Linked DNA regions of Mus musculus: region 2 is linked to region 1. A link is a loop called in an ENCODE intact Hi-C map of the cell type or tissue named here. Cell type or tissue: heart. All regions are shown on one strand.

Region 1 (5,000 bases):
GTGTGTGTGTGTGTGTTTATGAGTGTTTTCCTGCACATGTGTATGTGTACCACGTGTGTTCCGGATGCCCACAGGGATCAGAAGAGGATATTGATTTCCCTAGAACAGGAGTTATGGGTGGTTGTGAACCAACGTGTGGATGCAAGAACCATACCCAGGCTTCTGCGAGATCTGTCAGTGCTTTTAACTTCTGAGCCATTCCTCCAGCCCTGACTGGCTCACATTCTTAAACCACTCGCTGGAAAAAAAATGTTTATCACTAAACAAGAACAGGCTGGAGCTCATAGCCACTTGGCACATCTGCTCTCTTACAGGGAGAAGATGTCAACTGCACACGAGCAACCAGCAGGTCATATTGACTGAAGAAGAGTCTTTGCCCTTCCAAGTCTAAAGAGATCCTGTCTCCGGTGAGGTCTCACAAGAGCAGCGTTTGAACTCCAGGTACACCCAGAGCACCCTCTGGGTAAGGAAGTGGGTGAAGGTGGACAGAACAGGCAGAGGCAAGGAGAAGGCAGACTCCACTGGACTCTCCCTTTAACCTGACTCAAGAGAGAGTGCTGGACCATGAGTTACATCACAGAACTGACTCCAACCTTGAGACAAGGGACTGAAGTTTGTATCCCATTTCCTGTCTGCCCTGATGTGTAAGTTGCTAGAAGATACATAAACTCCAAAGCAGTGTGCCTCCCCAACAGCACTGTAGCACCTAAGAGTGTGTAGGGCAGGCCCAGGCACGGGGTCTGGGCTGGACACTCAAGTGCTAACCTTAGATGGTGTCCTGGAGATGGGCAAACTGCAGCAGGCCTCTGGACCTACAGTCACATGGGGAGAGCATGCCACACTGGGCCACTTTAGTCTCTCCATAGCAGGACAGTGACAGAACATGTAGCCAGGTCAGGTCACTGGGATATGCCTGTTTGTTTCCAGAGGATCCTAGTGCCTCCTGCTATATCCCCCAGCCCAGGGCAGAGCTTGCTAAGATAACACAGAATTCCAGGACCCACTTTGGAAGTTTTCACTGACGCAGAGACCAAGACAAAACGTGCATCTATATTTACATCTGCCAACACCCCAACATGAAAATATTAAACAATTTTGCCACTTTCAAATCTCATTCTAGATTTCCTCTGGGAGGAAGAGTATCTACCACCATGGTTCCTCTTTGCACAGGAAATTGGGAGTCTACCACCATGGTTCCTCTTTACACAGGAAATTGGAAGGCTTTAGAAAACACTGAGGGAGTGAACAAACCTATCTTTAGATTTAATTTTCCAAATCACCTATCTTTAAATTTTAGGATCAAATTGCAACATACAGATGAATTCCCTCTTAAAATAGAACCCGGGATTAAAAGCAGAAGGAGGGAAGGCCTGAGCAAATCCATTTTGGCAGAAGTTAAAACACTTTCAAAACAAATCGGCTGTTCTCTCTGCCATCAACAACAGGAAGCAGAAAGACGTCTGCCTCCCAACCCTGACTATCGGCGACATCATTACTTCTAATAAGCATGCATTATTATTAGAAGTATAGTGCATGGGATATGCACACACATACGTATGCGCATGCTTGCATTTTCTCTCCCTGCATTTCTGTCTTACTCTCTTTGTGTGTTGGTAGCTTCTTTGGGGGGAGATTTGATTGAGGGTCACTCCATCCTCCTCTCCCCATTTCCATGCCTTGCACACAGAAAACGTCCTACCAATATTTATGAGATTTATGAGTAAATAAAATCAGCAGATATTTAGGTAACCCACTTTATGATCTGCTACCACCCTCATTAATAGTACAGTTTATCACTTAGCCAACTATGGAAAACATTGGAACAAGCCTTCTTAACACTTTAACACCTTAGGGATAAATGACTTGCCAAAAACAAGCTGAACTGCAAAGCCTTCAGGAGCAAAAGCTGTTACCCAGTGCGGTTCAATAGCACCAAGTAATTCTGAATCCAGGGCAATCCGCTGAGTAAGGGCGCCCTCTGCTGGAAGCAGTCATTTCCACTGTTTCCACTAAGCAAGCAAAAAAGGCAGACATCTCAGTTCTCATCAGAAAACCAAAGGCATGGTCTGCGATCTTAAGACACGAGGCTTACGGGTTCTGAGGAGCAAGCTGAGGACCCCATTGCCCTCACGTTAGCTAAAATCAATTCAAAATGAGCTTCAAGGGAAAAATACATCTTGACAGGGAAGCTTGGGGATGAACGTGCTCAAGCTTCAGCACTAAACACACTACAGGAGGTGTCCAATTTCATCCCGTTTGAGCAGCCTTTAAAGGCACCTTAATTGTTTAGGGTCAGAAGCATTATGCCCAGTGCCCTGGCTGAATTCCATCTATAGAAAGTATATTCTAGTATTTTCCCCCCTTACATTTCAGGTGAAAATGAATTGCTCTCTTCCTGATCCGAGCTAACCTTCGTAACACTGGAACACAGCTGGCTACCACTAGGGTTTAAAGCCAAGGTGGTGCCTACCTGTTCTCCATTCCTCCCTCCATCCTGCTCCATGTTCATAATTCTCATCGAACACTCTGACTTACAACCAGATGTTTTCAGAAGGCCTTTTTAGGGATAAGATTTTCATATCTCCCGTTGCTTCACAAGACTGCTCAGAGATTCTGTTCTATAAATGTTCAAAGGTTAAAGCCATCATCCCAACACCTATAGCTTTAACCAGCAGAGTGACAGAGAACATCAGGTGCTGGGGATGGGGGACACATAAATGCATGACAGAGATGGCTAGGGTGGGCAATTTCTAGTTTAGAATTCAGTATTAAAATGTTGCAAAAACCTCGCATCTGCCTTTGCAGCTTTGCTTTGTGGCTGCACGGGCTCCCACTCCCTGCCTCTCTGGACTGCCTTCTAGGTAAGGCTCTATGGTCTCCACCTCCCCCAGTCCAGATCTCTAATAGCAACAACAATTTGGGAGGGAATTGCAGCACCAGTACTGCCATCCATAGTCAAAGCTTAAGACTTAGAATCAGAGACTCCACCCCTAACTTCTTTCTATAGATTTTCCAGTTTTTTCACTTTGCCTGGCTGTGATCTGATAAGACAAAGTGATTTTAAAATTAGACCTCCTTCTTGTTGTTGGTTTGGTTTGGTTTATTTTTTTTGTGTGTTTGTTTTTCTCGGAGCATATTATACCTTCCACCCTGTCTGTATCTTGCTTAATAGACCAGTAAATCATTTTATAGGGGACGCTATTAAACATATTACCACCCAACTAGCTTCTATGTAGGATCCATCTGAGCTGTTACTTTTATTAAAAGATTTGTTCAGAATTTAGAGTACAAATTAAATTTGGTGAATGCTTCTACATAGATGCGTTTCTGAATTATAGTGCCTTCCTGTTTGCCTTGACAGAAAGCAAGTGCAGAGACTAAGTACATGACGATCCCAGCCTCAAATAGAATATCTACATCACACCCTCTTCCCCACAAGGCTCAGGGACCATTGTGGAAGAAGTCAACTGTCCATTTCTTTTCACTGAAGAATCTTCCTTCATCTGTATATATTTTCTTTTGAGGGAGGATGTGTTTTCTTTTGAAACACTGAAAAGCCATGCTGAGATAAAAATAACAGTAACAGGTAAGGGACGATATTACTTTCATTGTGAAAACTGACAGGAAAGCAAAAACTAAGGCTGAGCTTTTTTTTTTTATCTCCACTGCCGATGCAGTGTGTCATGATTTGGATGTTCCTATTCTGACGAGACCACCTTGGTGACCACTGTCCCCAAGATGGCCATGTTAAAGAAGCTCAAAGATGTCGTAGAAGCTGACAACAAGAAACCATTGTCATGGGAGAGACAGATTTGAGATTGTTGCTTGTTGTGTGCTGTACCTGACTGGCTAAGGATGCTCGGTGAGAGTGAAGTTAGAATAGGGGAGTTAAAGGAATCAATGGTATTTAGGGCCTGGGGTCCTCAGGGAGGGTCTGAAGAAAACCAGAATGCTCCGATCACTGCGCGTGACTTGTGTGCCTTTGACACTCTGATGAATTATCAGGCTCACTTGGAAAGCTCAAGCACAGAGAACCTGGCTGGTCCAAGCAGGAAAGGACCGGCCTATAGAAGTCTAACGTCCCCTAGGTGACTCTGATACACGTGAGACTTGAGAACCACTGGTAAGCATTTGCTGTTGAGATGGGAAATACTCGAGATTTGTTACTGAAAGGTCCTCAGCCCCAGGATAGCTCATGACGAACACTGCCAGTGTTGTCTCCTTTTGCTACACTTCCTAACAGGCTGCAGCTCCCCCCTCCCCTGCCAGGCGCCTGCTAGATTAAAGCATTTCACTTGTCCAGTCCTCTCTGTTGAAGGCTTCTCATCTATCCCTGATGCCTTTGCATCTCAACTCTAAATGGAGCCTTTAACACTCTACAGTCTGAATAGCTTTATTTCCGATTTTTTATTTAAAATTTTTTCCATCCAATATATTTTGATTATGTCGTCCCTTCCCCAACTCCTCCCAGATTCACACAACCTCTCTACCCAGCCAGGTTCATATCTCTCTCTCTCTCTCTCTCTCTCTCTCTCTCTCTCTCTCTCTCTCTCTCTCTCTCTCCCAGGCTATTTTATTTCTGATTGCTCTGTATCTGTTCTTCTAAAAAACCTCTCACTTAGTAACCAAAACCTGGCGATTGCCTGCTTTTCTTTCTAAGTCTATGTACAGTAACATAAATACTACCAGTTTTCCAAGATCAAATTAAATGTCACTGTCTCAAAGAGACATACAACCCATGATATCAGCTTCACTCATGGGGATGAATTTTCATCTGGGAGATTTTTTTTTTAATTTTTTATTAGGTATCTTCCTCACTTACATTTCCAATGCTATCCCAAAAGTCCCCAATACCCACCCACCCCCAATCCCCTAACCACCCACTCCCCCTTTTTGGCCCTGGCGTTCCCCTGTACTGGGGCATATGAAGTTTGCAAGTCCAATGGGCCTCTCTTTCCAGTGATGGCCAATTAGGCCATCTTTTGATACATATGCAGCTA
Region 2 (5,000 bases), 1.5 Mb before region 1:
ATTTGATAAGCAACAGAAATTCAACTAAGTGAGAGAATTTTTGCATCCCTAGAGCATGTCAGTCATGTATCCATGTGTCATATGCATTCTTGATACGGGCCAGAGAAAGAATTCTCTAGCCATGTAAGTAGGGCGAAGGGATGTGATGCACGGCAGCCATGCTGGAGTCATCTCAAAATAAGATGCAAAATCAATAGATCTTCAGTGCTTCTGAGAAAATCATACTTCAGCATGACAAATGATGCCCAGGTGAGATGTTAGAACTCATGGTGATTTGTTGGCAGTAAGACACAGTTTGAACTAAGTCAGAGAAAGGGTGCATGCCAAAGAAAAACCAGAAGAATAGGCAAATCCCCAAGCTGTAGCAATGGCATGGTGCTGCAGGGTTTGAGGTAATGTGGTTTGAAAGCAGGAATAACACTTTGGATCTTCCAGTCTTGTTCCTCTAGAGTGTTGTTGCCTTGGTGCTTTCGAGTCACAGAACCAGTAGCCTCCCCTAGTCAGACATTCAGCTGTCTGGCATTCCTTGGGCTCATCTCTACTGTATTTGTAGTGAAGAAAACTTCACTTATTTTTTTTTCCATCTCCCACTCAAGATAATAAGGAAACATAACTCATATGGGCCACTTATTTGTTTCTTGACCTGCCATATGTGGTCGGGAAGAAGAGCTACTAATGAATATGGGACCCTCTGGATCCTCAGTATTGTGAATAGGGAAAAGCAGAACTATTGCTGTTCCCAATGTATGATGACTTTACTGGCTTCAAAACAGTAGATACTCTATAGGAACAATGAAATTTGTAGTGAAAATATATCCTGAGCAATGTTTTGGACATGCCTTCAAAATATCACTTGTTATGTGAAATTCAAGTTTAACTTGGCACTCTGTACTGGTATATGTGTGCATTGAGCCTGGCAACTCCCTCTTTGTACCATTTTACAAACCAACTGTTTTCTGGCTATATTTCCATTTAAAAAAAGAAATTTTGGAAACATACAATCAACCATCTGTATTGGTGGGTTCCCTACTCATGGATTCAAACACCTTAGGCCAAACAAGACTGTGCCTACATTGGATGCATGCACAGTTTTTCTTGCCTTCATCCATAAATACTACAGTACAATGATTATAAAGCCTACATATTTTATCATGTTCTTAGTAATCTAGAGATGGGTTTAAATATATTAGACGGTAAGTGTAGTTTATGTGCAAACCCTATGCCATTTTATCAAAGAGGCTTCAACACCTGTGCAACCTAGTTTCTGTGAAGGTTCTAGAATTATTTCCCCATCGATACATACCAAAGGAGGATGCATGTGTTCTCTGATGGTAATCTTGCGGTGCCTTGTGAATGCAACATCCTGTGACAACGTAAAATTACATTGTGCAGGAATGCAACATCCTGTGACAACGTAAAATTACATTGTGCAGGAGCTTGCCTGAGGTCTCCCTAAGTCATCTTTTTCTTTGTTTGCCCAGTCTCCCATCAGCGACCCAGAATGAGCTTGTCAATTTGACATCATGGCATGATGGAGATGTAGCAAAGCAAATTGCTCATTCTTTCAAATGTACCATCTTGTTTGGTTTCTTCTTTGGTGTGCCTAACTCAATCCCATAAATTTAACATTGAGGCCTGTGGTTTGGTGAAACCCATCTGCTGCTGACTTGATTTAAGAAGTTAATTACTTTCCCCAGTCCAGGTACTTATTATGAAAGCCTTGGATAATAACATGACAGAGGGGAGGGCTGGGATTCTGTGGCCACTATGAGAGCTCCCAATTCTTTCCCGTTCATTTGCAGTTTAAGAAACTTACCCAAGGTCAGTCTACTGACAGTAGCAGAATCAGTGATAATTGATAAGCTTCAAGATAATAAAAACAAGATTGAGTTATAAGAAATGAAAAATCTATTTATGCAAATCCCCAGAATAACTCTTTTAATCAGTATAAATAAAGGTATACATTTCAGGTAAGTATTACTTAAAAAAATTCCCAACTTTAAAGTTGAGTAACTGTGGCTTCCACAAGAGTGGCTGAAGGCACTATATGAAGCAAAGGAGGTACATGGGAGAAGGCCCTCGGGACCAGCAAACAGTGAAGGGAACTCCCAGAAGAGCTGAAAATAGCTGGCATAATGGAGCCTTCAAGTCCTAACGCCACCCTGGGACTGTGAACTGTGTTTGTGGTGGGCCTCAGCCGAACTGAAGTCTGCTCCATTGAGTTCGCTGATTATACTCAAGGCCGAGAAATGGAATCATCTGTCATCAGATTTTGTAGGTCACTATCTGTCAAGCCACTTTCTTTCTTGACACCAAAAAAGCAAGGAGTATTTAAATGAAATACTTTTGACATTGTGATCATATATGACACTATAAAAATAGAGTTTCATAGGAAGATCAACAACTAATTCTGCTTGGTATTACTCCTAGGTTGAAATGTTCAGTGTTGGGCAAGGGATAGAGGGAGAGAAAATGTGGGATTTTTTTTTTTGCCTTTGCTAACTCAGCTGGCTTTCCAGCTGTCTCTGGGTATGCATGACAATCCATCATTGCTGTCTCCTGGGTAGTTTTTCTGCAGGTCATTCCCTGTGACTCCCTCCAATGGCTCTCCATCAGCCTTGCTCTGGTAAGGACTGGAGCCATAGAGAATATAGTTGAATACTTGCCTCTGGCTCCTGTTCTGGTCTTGGCAAGGGTAGACTCCAGGATGGAGACAGAGACAGGAATCTGGCTATGAGTATCTGTTCCAGCCAGGTCTCTTGCCAGCTTAAGATCTGGTCCTCATTTGAACACCTGAGATCCTGTTCCCCATCTCTCTGGTTCTGTGGTCTAGACAATTATTTCCACTGTCAGATACAGCAAGCGGTAAAACCTAGAAAAAACACAGGGCCTTGACAGTGAGAAATACTGATCTGTATGAATAGTTCAAAGCTCGTAGCACATAGCCCAGAATAGTTCCAGGAAGCCTTTTCTATGTGTGGCACTTGTAGTGACACTTCCTATCAATGCCCCTTAAGTTCTAGATTTATCCAATGAATATTTAACACTGGCATTGTTTCCCTAGAGACAAGGAAAGACCAAATGTTGAGTTTTAGCAAAGCAATGTCGAAAGCAGAATGTTGTATGTTGACAAACTTAGCCACTTCTATGAATGCATGTTGACTTCTGGTTTAGTCACAACTGGATGGTGGGTTCCTAACACCACCATAGCCTCTTGCTCCCAAAATTCATACTCAGCTTTATAGCAAAATTCCTTTGAGCCGGAAGCTGGAAAATTAAGAGTCCATATTAAAAAGCGGTAATTTGTGGGAAATACGCATTAAAGAAAGACTAATTACACTGCAGGCCTCTGTCAGGCTTCACAGTGCCTTCTCCTCTCTCCCCCACTTTGTCTCAGCACAGAGGACTTGTTTGATGTGCTGTTATTCAAGACCTTTCAACATCCTTTTTGAACACCTGTCTGGATAATTAGCCAAGCAGTAGACAGAGATCAAAGCCGTGGCTATTTTCTCTGCTCTTTGAACAAGAAGTGCCCCAGGTATCTGTCTGGAATTTGATATAAAAGAGACCTTGCCACAATGCAATAGAAAGATCCTGCCACAGTGGCATCCATCCTTAGACCCACTGATGATTTGACACGTGCTCCTGTCATGACAAGGCTTCTAAAAGTTTAAAGCTTGGCAGAGTGGTGGTGTTTTTCTTCTATAAACCCCGAGTAAACATTAAGTAGACAGCGTTTCTTCTTAGAGCTTTAAAGGGAAAAGGGACTGAATCTGTAAAAGCTTTCTAGTATGAAGCAAGGAGTTCAGCAAGTGTCCTTTGCCTGGGAGCTGTAGGGAGAAGCTTCCAAATTGTGGATGGGGTCAGAACTAAGCCGTGTGGCCTCATTCATAACTTCACAGCTACCAGCATCAGCTGATGAATATTTATGTTACTCCTGGCTTAGACCAGAAAGACAAATAAGAGGCGGGGGAAGTTAGCAAAAGGTCGTCTGAACTCTGTGGGATTTTTAACCAACACTTTCCATGCGCGAGCAGTAGCCCTGAATGAAGTCATTCTGTGCAGGGGCCTGGGCTGGGAGAGCAGCCTGTTCATTAGCGCTCTGCAGAAATTGAACCTTGTGCATTCGTGAGGTCCTGGAAGGGAAAGCCTTTTACTTAAATCAAACACACAGGGTACATAGCTACCTTATTATTATTATTTTGGGAGAGGTAAATTATTGCAAATTGCTCCTTGCTATATAATAACTTTAATGGTTCAAAGAAAGAGCAAAGGAGCGAAGGAGATCTTTTAAAATATTTTTTAAAGGAGCGATTTCAGTTTGGAGTAATGTTTTAGAGAGTGACAGATTCGGGAAAAATGTCCTAATGTGTATGAAATTGATTAACTAGGTCTACTAATTATCACAGTTAAGCAAATTATTGTCTTAAAATGTTGTGGAGTTTTTACTTCAGGAGACTGGCCCCTCATCCCCCTGCTGAAGGACTAACCACATTTGATCACTTGCACACTTTCGCCAATCCTCCTTGGCTGTTTCCTTTCGCCATTACTGTCACCTTTGTTTCTCCTTTGCTTGTGCTATAATTGCCACCTCCAGCTTAACCCAAGGCTGTAGGAAGAAGGCAAAGGAAACACACAAAGGGGGGAAAGCATTAGACTAGCTAACACTTTATGGTCATTTGGGTTGAGGACAAGGCTAAAATATTTGGCCACAGTGCTATTTCCTTTGAACATTGGTTTCAGTGCCACTGTTTGACAGGCACAGTGAGGCAAGTGTCCATAGTGGGGGTACCCAGGAGCACTTTATCCCTATGAAGATGGAACCCATGTCGTTTACTAGGGAACCACTTTCAAGAGACACCAGGAAGTCAGATGGTTTTGGAGAACAGCTTCAAAGAGACCCTAGAATAGAGTTCTACCTGCGAGTTTGTCTCGAAATAAGAGGGGCAAAGGTGTTGCTTAATGTTTTGGGGGAGACAGTAGTTTGATTGAAAATCGCC

The links. Peaks named below come from ENCODE experiments on the same cell type or tissue, not always from the same donor. Only the 100,000 strongest peaks of a DNase experiment are listed, where the experiment ranks them.
Region 2: it touches region 1 in a loop (6-fold over the local background); 9 of 42 quality-filtered maps call a loop at or near these places.

Annotation. Positions count from the first base shown.
Region 1 is chr2:133,017,613-133,022,612 of GRCm38, reverse strand. No RefSeq gene overlaps it. Among named protein-coding and RNA genes, the nearest start is that of Fermt1, 74 kb to the right of the region's middle. In heart, a CTCF peak has its summit at 1,982 (motif pointing left); no DNase peak of the experiment used is centred here.
Region 2 is chr2:134,485,237-134,490,236 of GRCm38, reverse strand. No RefSeq gene overlaps it. Among named protein-coding and RNA genes, the nearest start is that of Gm52526, 40 kb to the left of the region's middle. In heart, no CTCF peak of the experiment used is centred here; no DNase peak of the experiment used is centred here.